Regions from separate parts of the Homo sapiens genome. Here all the other regions are linked to region 3. The links are chromatin contacts, found by Hi-C or POLR2A ChIA-PET in ENCODE. All regions are on one chromosome and are shown on one strand. Each heading gives the region's core, a stretch centred on a gene start or an enhancer-like site at or near the end of the contact. The rest is flanking DNA. Distances are from core to core; before and after follow the strand shown. Region 1 overlaps UTRN (utrophin). Region 2 holds the start of LTV1 (LTV1 ribosome biogenesis factor). Region 3 holds the start of FBXO30 (F-box protein 30). Region 4 holds the start of SF3B5 (splicing factor 3b subunit 5).

What was found. Hi-C counts contacts between places; a loop is a spot of excess contacts on that map. ChIA-PET counts read pairs that join two places held with the same protein, here RNA polymerase II (POLR2A). Pooled maps may share reads with other maps.
Region 1: a loop to region 3 is called in a pooled map, with 3 times the contacts of the local background. The contact joins the enhancer-like site here to the promoter of FBXO30 in region 3. A Hi-C loop is called at or near these places in 2 of 37 single-sample maps with no recorded cell type and 6 of 50 pooled maps.
Region 2: a map of naive thymus-derived CD4-positive, alpha-beta T cell shows a loop between it and region 3 (9-fold over the local background). The contact joins the promoter of LTV1 here to the promoter of FBXO30 in region 3. A Hi-C loop is called at or near these places in 1 of 168 maps with a recorded cell type or tissue (naive thymus-derived CD4-positive, alpha-beta T cell) and 8 of 50 pooled maps. POLR2A ChIA-PET finds 5 or more read pairs at or near these places in 1 of 52 experiments (WTC11).
Region 4: a map of CD8-positive, alpha-beta T cell shows a loop between it and region 3 (9-fold over the local background). The contact joins the promoter of SF3B5 here to the promoter of FBXO30 in region 3. A Hi-C loop is called at or near these places in 3 of 168 maps with a recorded cell type or tissue (CD4-positive, alpha-beta T cell, CD8-positive, alpha-beta T cell and naive thymus-derived CD4-positive, alpha-beta T cell) and 13 of 50 pooled maps.

What each region holds. Positions count from the first base shown.
Region 1 is chr6:144,333,105-144,336,000 of GRCh38, forward strand. The region is part of intron 2 of UTRN (utrophin); the gene reads left to right. Among named protein-coding and RNA genes, the nearest start is that of UTRN, 49 kb to the left of the region's middle. Within about 2 kb of position 1,272, at least 15 of the 41 ENCODE cell types and tissues checked have a DNase peak (open chromatin) inside an H3K27ac peak, as active enhancers do.
Region 2 is chr6:143,841,894-143,844,636 of GRCh38, forward strand. LTV1 (LTV1 ribosome biogenesis factor) reads left to right here and starts at 1,445. Exons shown (of 11, transcript NM_032860.5): 1 at 1,445-1,587; 2 at 2,593-2,724. The coding sequence starts at 1,585. RefSeq lists enhancers at 1,249-1,298, 1,479-1,688, 1,879-1,948.
Region 3 is chr6:145,812,971-145,816,067 of GRCh38, forward strand. FBXO30 (F-box protein 30) reads right to left here and starts at 1,825. Exons shown (of 3, transcript NM_032145.5): 1 at 1,633-1,825. All of the region lies in intron 1 of EPM2A-DT (EPM2A divergent transcript), which reads left to right. RefSeq lists enhancers at 1,234-1,788, 2,846-2,915 and a silencer at 1,466-2,005.
Region 4 is chr6:144,094,142-144,096,984 of GRCh38, forward strand. It overlaps SF3B5 (splicing factor 3b subunit 5), which reads right to left and starts at 1,432. Exons shown (of 1, transcript NM_031287.3): 1 at 743-1,432. The coding sequence starts at 1,356. The coding sequence ends at 1,096. RefSeq lists an enhancer at 1,182-1,881.

The DNA.
Region 1 (2,896 bases), core at 22-2,521, 1.5 Mb before region 3:
TCGTATTTGTATTTTTAGTAGAGATGGGGTTTTGTCATGTTGGCCAGGCCTGTCTCGAACTCCTGACCTCAGGTGATCCACCCACCTCGGCCTCCCAAAGTGCTGGGATTACAGGTATGAGCCACTGAGCTCAGCCTGATATTAACCTTTTAATTCAATACAGTCTTCCCATAACAGACCTTCTCCCATTGATGGGCTCATTTTTATTGCTCTTTGTTCTCTACTGATTCTGTCAGTTTTTAGAGCCCATAAAATAGCTTCATTTCTATACCGTCTTATTCACATTCAGATTTTTCATATAGCATGTCACACACAGTATAAGACATTTTCCATAACATATTATGAGTTGATGATTTCTGTCATGTTGAAGAAGATCATACAGCAACACTTATCTTGTAAATTCTCTTATAATGCCAGGTAAAAAAAATGTTATGTGAAATGGCACATTGAAAGAAAGGAAAATCTAAAGGTGGATTGCTTAAATGATTGTGATTGTTTTTCCCATTGGATCTTCTGCAGATGAGAATTCCCTGCATAGATCACCCAAGGGGTGGCAGATCGGGCTTCTCAGTTTCAGCCAGGGGTGGACGGTTTGCATCTCCTGATGTGTTCATCAACAACATGATGAAGCCAGTGTCCTTGGCTACTGATTCCAACCTTTTGTTCTGTTCTTGGAGAAATGGGGAAAAAGATACACTTATATACTAGTGTAGATTTTGGTTATCTTTATTTGTGAAGAAAATTTTTTGTTTACCTCTCATTTTATTCATTCGTTCAGTAAATATCTCATTTTATTCATTCGTTCAGTAAATATTTATCCACCCACCTACTATGTGCTAGGCACTGTGATAGTCACTAGGTATTAAAAAAGTACATTGATGATCGATGCTAAGATTATTTTCAAACTATTTTAAGAGAGGACTCCTAAATTAAAAGAAATTATGTATCAACAGACAAATGCCCTTTTATTTTTTTCCCTACAAAATTGCTGCTGGCTAGAGAATGATGATGATTTGCACTTCTGACATCATTGCCTAATGTTGGGTTTCTGTGCCTGGGCTCTTTATGCTGTGGAGGCAAATGGTGCTTTGAGTGTCTTAATTTCACCGGAATGCTGCACCTGTTGCTGGCTATTCTTGCATATGAAATCCAGACCCTAGAGTCACTTGCTTTCATTTCCTTTTCCTCCTCCCTCTTTCCGGTGTGTGTTTGGGGGGGGTGGGGGTGGTGAGGCAGGGTGGGGGCAGCAGATTAGTAGCTTCTGTGAAGAGTAACCACCTTCCTGTTCCGTCAAGGCTATGATTTTAGCGCCCCCGGGAGTGGTAGTGTTGCGTCACTCTGTCATCTGTCGCCGAAAGACTCATAATCCGGGCAGCCTCAAGAGTTTGAGGCGTGGGTTTGTGCCCGAGTTTGGGGTTCTAGGGGAGGGGTGAAGTGGAACAGGCTTTCAGCAGCTGCTGCCGCCACCTGATACCTGGAACCTTACTGCTATTGAGGAACATGTATTTCCTCTTGGCTTCATTTGCTGTTTGGCTATGACTGAGGAAGACAGGAGGTATTGCATAGTATCATTTACTTTCATAAACATAACTTTGACATCTCTAGGCTTCATGTTGGTTCAGGCAATGCTCTCGAAAGCCAGGGAGCTGCTTTGCAAGATGCATGCTATGGCTGAAGGAACGGCTCAATAGCTGGGAGCTGGCCCTGAGGTTTAAATCCACTCACAGCACGAATTTGGTGTTTTACTTTGTGTCCTGAAACCTCAATAACCTCATTTTTCAAGTGAGAGTTGAAATATTGACACAACTTAACTTTTAAGAATTTTGAAGGCATCAGTGAAAATAAATTGAACGAACTTTGAAGTTCAGAGATCTCTAAAAGTGAATACAGACCAAATTATATCCTGATGATCAAGTAGGAACATCCGTAGTTCCAGTACTATAGTTCATTGACAACCTCCAGAAAGTTACGGTAGTCTAACATTCCTTATTTAAAACCAACTTTGCCATGTTTAATTTATTTATACTTTTATAGATAGACAGATTTACTACTGGACATTCTCTGGCAGAGAAAAATTTCATGGAAAGTGAAGTTTAATGTGAAATGGCACATAAGTGGTCCTGACTTGCAAACTCAGGAATGGCTTGTTGACCACTGTCCTGGAATAAGAGAGCCCAGCTTTGTTCTTGTCTTATTTCTGGATCGCCCTTTCTCCTTTGTACCTTCTGACATTGTTTCTGAGTTCCCTCCTCCCATCTGCCACCCGCTCCTTTGCAACTCTGTAGAGCATTTTAATAACAGGTTGTTTGTGCCTGTCTTGCCTCTGCAGCACTCACTCCCACCTGTTTCCTCAGCCTCTGACTTCTCCTTTCCCCTTTTTGGCATGCTCTGACCTGCCTCCGTAGTTGAACCCGATTCCTGAGGCAATGATATGGCAGGTCCCTCAACTCTCCATCTATAGCACTTGCCTTGCCTGGCCTGGGAACCGGCTCTTTCACTGCTGTACTGCATGGAACAGAGTAGGCACTGCTTAAACCTATCAGCTGCCTGGCTCTCTCAAATGCTCTTTCCAGGAACTCTGGCACTGTGAACCCACTGCTGAATCTCGTGGCTCATAAATAAACTCTCAAGTGATAATTGTGACTTGAATTCTCTAGTTCTTACCTGACCACCTCTTAATATCATCCTGGAACTGTCTTTATATCATCTTGGAAACCCTGGAGCTGATTTGAAATACCTCTGGTCAGTTCCTCAGCATCAGTTCTGTCTAATGAACACCTATATTCTTCATTGTCTCCTCACTCTTGGCTCTAAGTTGTCACAAGTAGATGATTATGTCTCATTCCCAAGTAGAGATAGGACACATGAGAGTGGGTGGGTGTGCCCATAGTTTAGA
Region 2 (2,743 bases), core at 195-2,694, 2.0 Mb before region 3:
GATTCAGATAAAGTGCCAGAACATTAATTCATTTAAATAAATACTTACTGAGCATATATGCCCCATGCATCAGGCCCCTGATGATACAGCAGTAAGTACAACTGATTGAAAGGAAATGAAAACTGCCCCCTTGGATCTTTTAATTCTATATAATGAATAATAACAACGAATCTCTGGCACATAGGAGTGCTATGTATTATCTCTGTTACAAAGCAATATCCTAAGACAAGTTTTATGGTCCTAACCTAAATTATTTCTATATATATATATTTTTGAGACAGAGTTTCGCTCTTGTCGCCCAGGCTGGAGTGCAATGGCATGATCTCAGCTCACTGCAACCTCTGCCTCCCGGGTTCAAGCTATTCTCCTGCCTCAACCTCCCAAGTAGTTGGGATTACAGGCACCTGCCATCACACCTGGCTAAGTTTTGTATTTTTAGTAGAGACGGGGTTTCACCACGTTGGCTAGTCTGGTCTTGAACTCCTGACCTCAGGTGATCCACCCGCTTCGGCCTCCCAAAGTGCTGGGATGACAGACATGAGCCACCGCGCCTGGCCTATTTCTATAATTTTTACTGTAATAAAAGAATAATACTCCACAAATACTTACAGTGATAATGCCTACGGCATAAAGACACAATCCAGGGTAAGCCATTCATTGAGAGGTCACCAGAAACTGGGAAGTTGGGGAAACAAATTTGAAAAAAAGGTCTGCTGATGAAAGTGACTGCATTTACCACACACTTTCGTCCAAGAAAAGCTATGTGAGTACGCCAACGCCGGCCTGAAATCTTCCTAAGAATGCGTGCTTATAGCCTATTTGTTTAAACAGGGGGAGAAAGTTAACATTCAAACACCAGAGATTCTGAATATATTTTATTAGTTCAAATGCCTCTACAGTTAACAGAGTCTCGGGGGTTTGGTTAACAGGGCAGATGAAAGCAGTTCATGAAACAGTGGAAAATATAACCTGATCAAGTCTGATGCAGTCTATAAAGGCAAGGCCCCAGCCTCCGTTGCTACGGCAACCGACTCCGCCCCCACCCGGAGAGGGAACCTGAAACTTGGCGACCCCAGCACCCCAGCGGGGTGGTCGCCTCCCTTCCGTGTCCGCGGCTTTGTTTTTTATGGTTGGGAATAGGTAAGGGACACAAGTCAAGGGGGATGCTAGATTCGTCCCCTCTGGTCTCCGTAGAGGGAGCTATAAAAGGTTCGTCCACAAGCAGAAACCCCTCTGTGGCGCCTCAACGTTAAGGACCCCCACGATTCCCTTTGCCCGGCGGGAGACTAAAGGCCGGAAAAGTACAGCCCGCCCAGGGGTGGGAGCCGAGCTAGCCCCACCTCCCGGTGGCTTCTCGCGATCGTGGAGACGCAGCGAGCCTATGTAACTTCCGGTCGCGACCCATCAGCTCCTCGGCGATTGGTCCGTTTCCACGGCCGGCTGGGTGACGTTATCGCCGGGTCCTGGGGCTGCACGTGTGGTGAGGCCTACAGAAGCGGCCTTCAGCTGGACCTTGGTCTCCCCGCCGGACTTCGAGGGTGTCATCGCCGCCCCTGTTGGGGGTGAGCGCCGCGCGGCTGCAGCATGGTGAGCAAGCCTTGCTTGTTTCGGCGGCCGAGCGCTGTGGTTTTGCAGAGGCCAGGCTGCTTCCGGTAATACCTTGGCTACTGCGGCCCGGGTCTGGGTCATGCCAGAGGCTGCTTGCGGCACGGTACCCCGAAATGGGCCAACGTCACCACCGTGGGCATTCTTTGCAAGTTACAGTCTCCCACCGCCGAGCCTCCCTGGGATGTGGCCCGGAGAGGAGAATGGCCTTTTTGTTTTATCCCTGGGAGCCTGCAGCCCTGCGTGATTTCGGTTAACTAAAAGCTGGTGACTGCCGACACAAACGCGCAACCCTGTGCTTCTTGGGGTCGAGCAGAGGGAGCTGCTGGTCTCCCTCAGCGTTGGAGTGGCAGGTGTCTGCCTGTCTGTTTCCTCTGAGAAAGGGAACTTGTGGGAGAGCATAAGGTTGGGCCCAAAGTAAAGCCACTTAATTGGTTTCCCAGTTTAGAGAATCAAAATTGAATAGCGAAGTAAGAATGTAGAAAGAGGTGATGGATCTTATTAAACTTTAGCTGTTTGTGTCGTGATTTTATTTACTGGTTGGTAGATGCTCTGTGTGGAGCTGTCTACTCCAGATTATGTTGTGGCAGGCTTCTTGTCATTCTAGTTCAGTCGGCCAGGGGCCTTCCCTGAGCAGCCAGTGTAAAGTAGCTTTTAAGGCATTTTCACGTCACTGTCTTATATTTTCTTCACCGGAAATTATCTTGATTTTCTTGCTAAGAACAGGGACTTTATCTGACTTTCCCACTTCTGTATTCTCAGTTCCCATAACAAGGTCTGGCACAAAGTAGGTGCTCAAGGAATGTTTGTTGAAGGAAGGTTAAGTATGGATTCTGCAGAACACAGCTGATGTTGCCTGCCCTAGAAGTGTAGATTTTTAAAAAGTATCTTTAACATGACTACTAAAGATGCATGTGTGGACTATGGAATTATTCTCCGTCTTTTTGTTCTGTTTTAATTAATTGTTGTGATTTTGTTCCTTTGAAGCCTCACAGGAAGAAAAAGCCCTTTATAGAGAAGAAGAAAGCTGTGTCTTTTCACTTGGTCCACCGGAGCCAACGAGATCCTTTAGCAGCAGATGAGAGTGCACCCCAGAGGGTTCTATTGCCCACACAAAAAGTAGGTCCTGTTCTTTAGC
Region 3 (3,097 bases), core at 575-3,074:
GTCTTAGGAACTGAATTAAAATATTTATCCAAAATCATACAGAATAGCATAGCGCTTATCCATTAAAATATTCACATCTTAGAAACATGTTATATCAAACAGTAAGCATTAACCAATGCCTATTTTGGTGACCTTAAAGTACCTCTCTATACACGTTAGCATTACTTATATAATATTGCTTTTTAATGATATATTAGGACACTTTTTAGAAGAAGTCTCCCAATGCTAGACCGGGAGAAATACTGGATTGAAATTAAATACCTAGTACACTTGGTATACATTAAAGTTTGCCTATATTCGAAACTTCAGTTCTCTTACAGCATTCACGAAACTCCACCATTTCCAGAATTAAAAAAAAAAAAAAAAGTTACGTCACGGCATTAAAGTGCTAGGTAAAAACAAATTGGCAATTTAAAAAGTCAGCAAAACACCATGTTATCCCCAATTAAACTTTTGTGATGAGAAACAGTGACTAAGCATGAAGAAGAGTGATTCAGCGGAAACCGCATATTGAAATCTAACCCTCTGAAAAATCCTAAAGGTTTATTTTATGCTACTCTTTTCCTTTTGCCATGTCAACAATTGGACTGCTTTGGAAAACCTTAGTATGAGCAAATGCAAAACCTGTTAATATAATTTCCATAGGTCTCTAAAGAACAAACAGTATTGAAATTTAGCAAATGGAAATTAAAATTTAAAAAGTTTGGGATTTTGTATTAAAAGATTTTAAATTAATCTACACCGATATCAGAATGCCCATAAATAACTTCATCTTGGATCAGAGTCAACGAAGTAATCATGGAATAAAAGGTCAATTCGTTCCCAAGCATCTTTTATCTGGGACTTACAACAGGGCTCAATAAGAAAAACAAGAGAAAGGGAGAGGGAAATGGAGTACTAGGACATTGGTAAACACATACTGTTTTGCCTCTTTGCCTCTATACTCCCAAATATACCCGTTAAAAACATACTGGCAGATTACTTTGAATTCAGCACGCGCTCTATAAACCCCTTCCAAGCAAAGGAGTTCCAAGGCGCAGGTCTTGGAACAACACAAATAACCTCAGGTCTGCAAAATAAGGAAGTTCCCCTTTAATAAGGACCGAGGCTAAGGCTAAGATCCTCTCACTTCCATGAATGGCAAAGTTACCAACTTTGCTCATCCCGTGCAGACAGTGGATGATGCCTCCCCAGTCTTACTTTAAGCCATTTGTCCCCAAATAACCCAAGTTTCTAAAAACCAGACGGAACGAGAAGCTTAGGGTTCCCTAAGTTTAACTCCTCCTTCGTCCCTTCCCAATACAAAGACACACAAACTGGGGGGGACACGGAGGTCGGTGCCCTCGAGGCTTAAGTCGCCATTTGCTGACCTCAACGGCTGGCCCGGCATGCGGCCCGGCGAGGACACGAGCGCGGCGGACGCCCTCTCAGGGCGCCCGGACGGCCGACCCGGGACGCGCATGGACCGGGGTCAGCCGCCTTTCCTCTGCTCCAGGCCGGGCCCGTCAACCCCACGGCCGCCAGCGCCAGCGCCTCGGTCCCGGCCGCGGCCTCAAACTGCCCGGCCGCTGCCTTCGTCCCCGCCGCAGCGCGGACGGCGCCGGCCTCCCCTGCGGGCCTCCCGTCACTCACCGGCCGGCGCGGCCGAACCGCGGCCCAGGCCCTAGCTGCCCTGGACGCCGTGCCCAGCTGCTCCGCTCTGTCCCGGCGACGCTCCGTACCCCACACAGCCGTCCGAACCGCCTCCTCCGCCCCTCTTCCCCAGCCGGGCCGCCGCCTTTTCTCTTCTCCCGGCCTGCTCCAGAGGCAGCCACCCTCCTCGCGCGCCCCGCCCCGCTGCGCCCCGCCCACCCGGCCCGGCTTCTGCCGACAGCTGGGCGGGGACGCGCACGCAGTCCCGGCGGGGACGCGCACGCCGCCCTCTGACCCCGCAGCGTCGTGGCTAGAGTAGGGTCTGGAGAGAGCTCCCACTGTGGCGAGTCCTGTCGTTGGATTCCCGCGGCGCCCCGTAAGGCTCCGCCCCGGCGGTGCTACCAAACCCTGTTCGATTTTAGAATCGTACATTCCCAGAGGGAATCCTAGACCCCTCATTTTACAGTTGAGGAAACAGGCCCAAGTAGCATGACTTGTTCGCGCCGCTAGTCGAAGGAGCAGCAGCCCCGATCCCTTGACTCTGGGGCACTGCTTTCCCTTTAGCTCATTTTTGGAGGAAATGGGTGCGCCCTTGCTCGACCTTTGGTGATTGCCGCCACAGGCCTTCCCGCCGGCTAACTCAGCGTGCCCAAGTCCCGTGACTTAGTGCCAGGACGGTGCTGTGACCCGTTATCCCCTGTCGGGTTTTACCTCCCCCCGGGAGAGCTCAGCCCTGGATCCCGGCGGGCGGCGGAGCCTCTCTGGAGCCCGGACGGGACAGCCCACCAGGGTCTGCTTCTGTGAGGGGCCGAGGCGTCATTCCGCGAAGGTAATTAGCTGGGGAGGGGACTTGAAGCCGCTTTTGCAGTGTACCTTACATATGACTGGGGAGTAAAGAAATCCCACAGGGCTGTATCAAAGAATGGATGGATGTCCACGCCCCCGCTACCACCACCAAGCCTTGGTCTACGGCCGAGGGACAGTGATTCCGAGCTCTGGGTGTTGGGAGCCGCTCACCCGCCCCCACCCCTCTGTCGGGGACTCCTGCCCACCCCGTCGCAAGAGAATTACAACAAAGGAAAGATGGTTGTAATCCTGGCAGTGGGGATGGGGGCAGAGCCAGGAAAACACTGTTGTCATCCTTTTTGTGGCTGCATCTTTACCCCTTGCTGTTGTGCTTTGGGAAAGAGAGCTCACACATAATTTGCTATCCTACAGAGAAAGCCTGTGGGTTTTTCAGATCCGTAAATTAAACAAAACAAAACAAAAACTGAGTTAGGAACTTAGATTACAGAGTAAAGGTTGATTCCTTAAATGATTAACTTTTTGAAAAATTATCTGTTCCCCTTATTTTGCCTGATTTGGCTGTAGACAGGCTCTGGTCCTCGGTTCAGACCTTGAGAGCCACTGTCCAGAGAGCTACATGGTCAGGATGGGGAAACAGGCAGGATGGCCCAGTGGGAGA
Region 4 (2,843 bases), core at 182-2,681, 1.7 Mb before region 3:
AGCCATGCTTGCCTCTTTGAAGTTCCTCCAATAAACCATACATACTCCCAGCGTTAGTACCATTGCACTGGCAGTTCCCTCTTCATGGAAAGCAATTTCTCCAGTTTTCCGCATGGCCATTTCCCTCATTTTCCTGAAGTCTTTGCTCAAATGTCACCATCTCAGTAACTTGTGCATCATATTTAAGATTACAGCCCTACCAGCTACTCCCACCCGCACCACATACATTGTTCTCCCCTCCCCGCAGCATCTTCTAACATTTGCTTATTACATCTAGTGTTTGACCTCCTTTCTCCACCACCAGCATAATGTAAGCCCCAAGAACACGGGAAAATGCCTGTCACATAGAGCTCAACAAATATTTGTTGAATGTAGAATGGATGAACTCGCTTGCCAGCTTGTCATTTCTGGAGACATGGCCACAAATTCCCAAGAAAAAAAAAAGGATGCATTTTAAAGAGGCTAGGGAGGACAATGACAGCAAAGACTGCAAAGAGTTTTAAAACAGGAGAAAAAGAAGATGGGATACAATAACCACAAATTTCAATACTGAAGGCATTGTGGGCCTGAAAATAACGCTCTTGGGAAAAGTGGCAGTCGGGGAATTAATTATAAAGGTAGACACGGCGGATCTAAGTGCCTGGCCATGGACACTGGCATGCGCTCCCTCACCCAAACCCACTTCCCGCTCAGCTCTTTCCGGAGCCTTCCACCCTAACACAGAAAGTTCACACCAAGAGACTGAACGATTTCTAAACTTTATGGAAAAAGCCAATGACAATCAATTAGCCAAAAACGAGACGCCAAATCCCATCTCACTCCAGCGCCATGCCCTCTTCTCAAACGCTCGCCGGCTCTAGGACCTCTCCACCAGCACAGTTCTCAGGAGTCCTGCTGGTCTCCCAGTGCTGTTCTAAGGGTCCACATGAAGGCAGGTCAGGCGGGACTCCCCGGGCAAGCACTTCTGTACGCGGAAAGCACGAGGCGCAGGAGCCATGGAGAGCCGGTCCTTTGGAGACAGGAATACTTAAGAGGATTGGCAAACCGGAGAAACGCTGGGAGAGGTGCCCCGCACTGCGGTGGTAAGGCAGAGTCTCAGTTCTCCTCGGGCTTGTCGGCTGGCGGTCCACAAGGCTGAAGCATCTTTTCCATCAAGTTGAAGCGGACTCGCGCTTTGCTCTCATTCTCCGCAATGGCGAAGTAGTTGAGAAGGTCGAAGTGGCCCATGTAGGAGCAGTACGAGTCGCGGTGTTGGTTCACCAGCCACTCCCACTTGGTGGTGTCGGCGTGGCCCGTGCCGATGTACTTGGACTGCAGGTGCTCCAGCTGGCTATGGATGGTGTAGCGGTCAGTCATCTCGCCGCTTTCCCCTTCGCTCTCAGGTCAGAGGACGCAGGTAACAACTCGCCGCTCTAGCGTTTTACAGGAGAGTGAAGCCACCGCGCGGAAGCTCCAGGTCCGCGCCGTCGCAGAAGAATGGCGTCACAACGACTAAGTAGCGTAACTCTCGCTCATAGGGCTCAGAGGCGGAAGCGGAAGCACATTCTGTCACGCAATTGGAGTTGCTGAGGCGACGCAACAAGTGTGCCTCCCCCCTCCATGGAGATCCCCGCCCCATCAGAGAATGTTGCATGATGGTCCACTTAGTGGCTAAGGGAGGCCCTTTTCCAACAAGGAGCGTTGCATGCTGGGACTTGTGGTCTTGGGAGTTCGTGCACGCAGGCTTCCGGGACTCCTGGTCGCGTTCTGTTGTTTGTTTGTTTGTTTGTTTAAGACGGAGTCTTGCACTGTTGCCCGGGCTGCAATGCAATGGCGCGATCTCGGCTCACTGCAACCTCCGCCTCCTGGGTTCACGCGATTCTCCTGCTTCAGCCTCCCGAGTAGCTGGGATGACAGTTGCACACCACCACGCCCGGCTAGTTTTTTTGTATTTTTAGTAAAGACGGGGTTTCACTGGTCTCGAACCCCTGACCTCGTGATCCGCCCGCCTCGGACTCCCAAAGTGCTGGGATTACAGGCGTGAGCCACCGCGCCCGGCCCCTGGTCGCGTTTTAAAAGTGATCTGGGGACCTAGTGGAGGGCGATGTCTGGAGGTGGGGAGCATCCGTGGGTGGCTTGGGGCTGATAGGAAATGGGAAACCCAAGAATGACTGGACTACGAGCAGCCCCGAAAATAAACTCTTGGTGTATTTCGGAGCCGTCGTGGCGGCACGGCCGTCCCTTCACAACCGGGGATGGATTACCCAGAAGTCAGCAGGCGCCAGTTCTGGTCCCAACTATGTCTCTTAGGAGTTTGTGGCATAAAAGAGTTATTTCAGCTCTAACCAGGGTGCTTGGTGAGCAAGTACAGCACCAGTTCCCACACATTCCGGCTTCCACCTCAAGCTCCTCCTTCCTCTCTAGCCACTTATTTTGATATCCTCCCTCCAAGGCCTCACCTCACCCTACTTGGCTCTTCCATTCAGTGGGTTTTGTGGATTCAACCAACCTGATTGAAAATATTGGGGGAAAATATCAGTCTGTACCGAAATGCAGACTTTTTAAGGTTATTATTCCCTAAACAATACAGTATAACAACTATTTACATAGCATTTACATTGTATTAGGTATGTTAAATAATCTAGAGACAAACTATACAGGAGGATGTGCGTATATGCAAATACAAGCCGTTTTATATCAGGGACTTGAGCATCCTCTAGTTTTGGTATCCATGGGGGTCCTGGAACAAATCACTCACGAATACTGAGGGACAACTGTATTTCTCCATGTTACCTGTTGTGTCCATCCCCATTTCCTTGTACAAGCTATTCCCTCTACGTGGAATGTCTGTTCCCTTGGTGAAC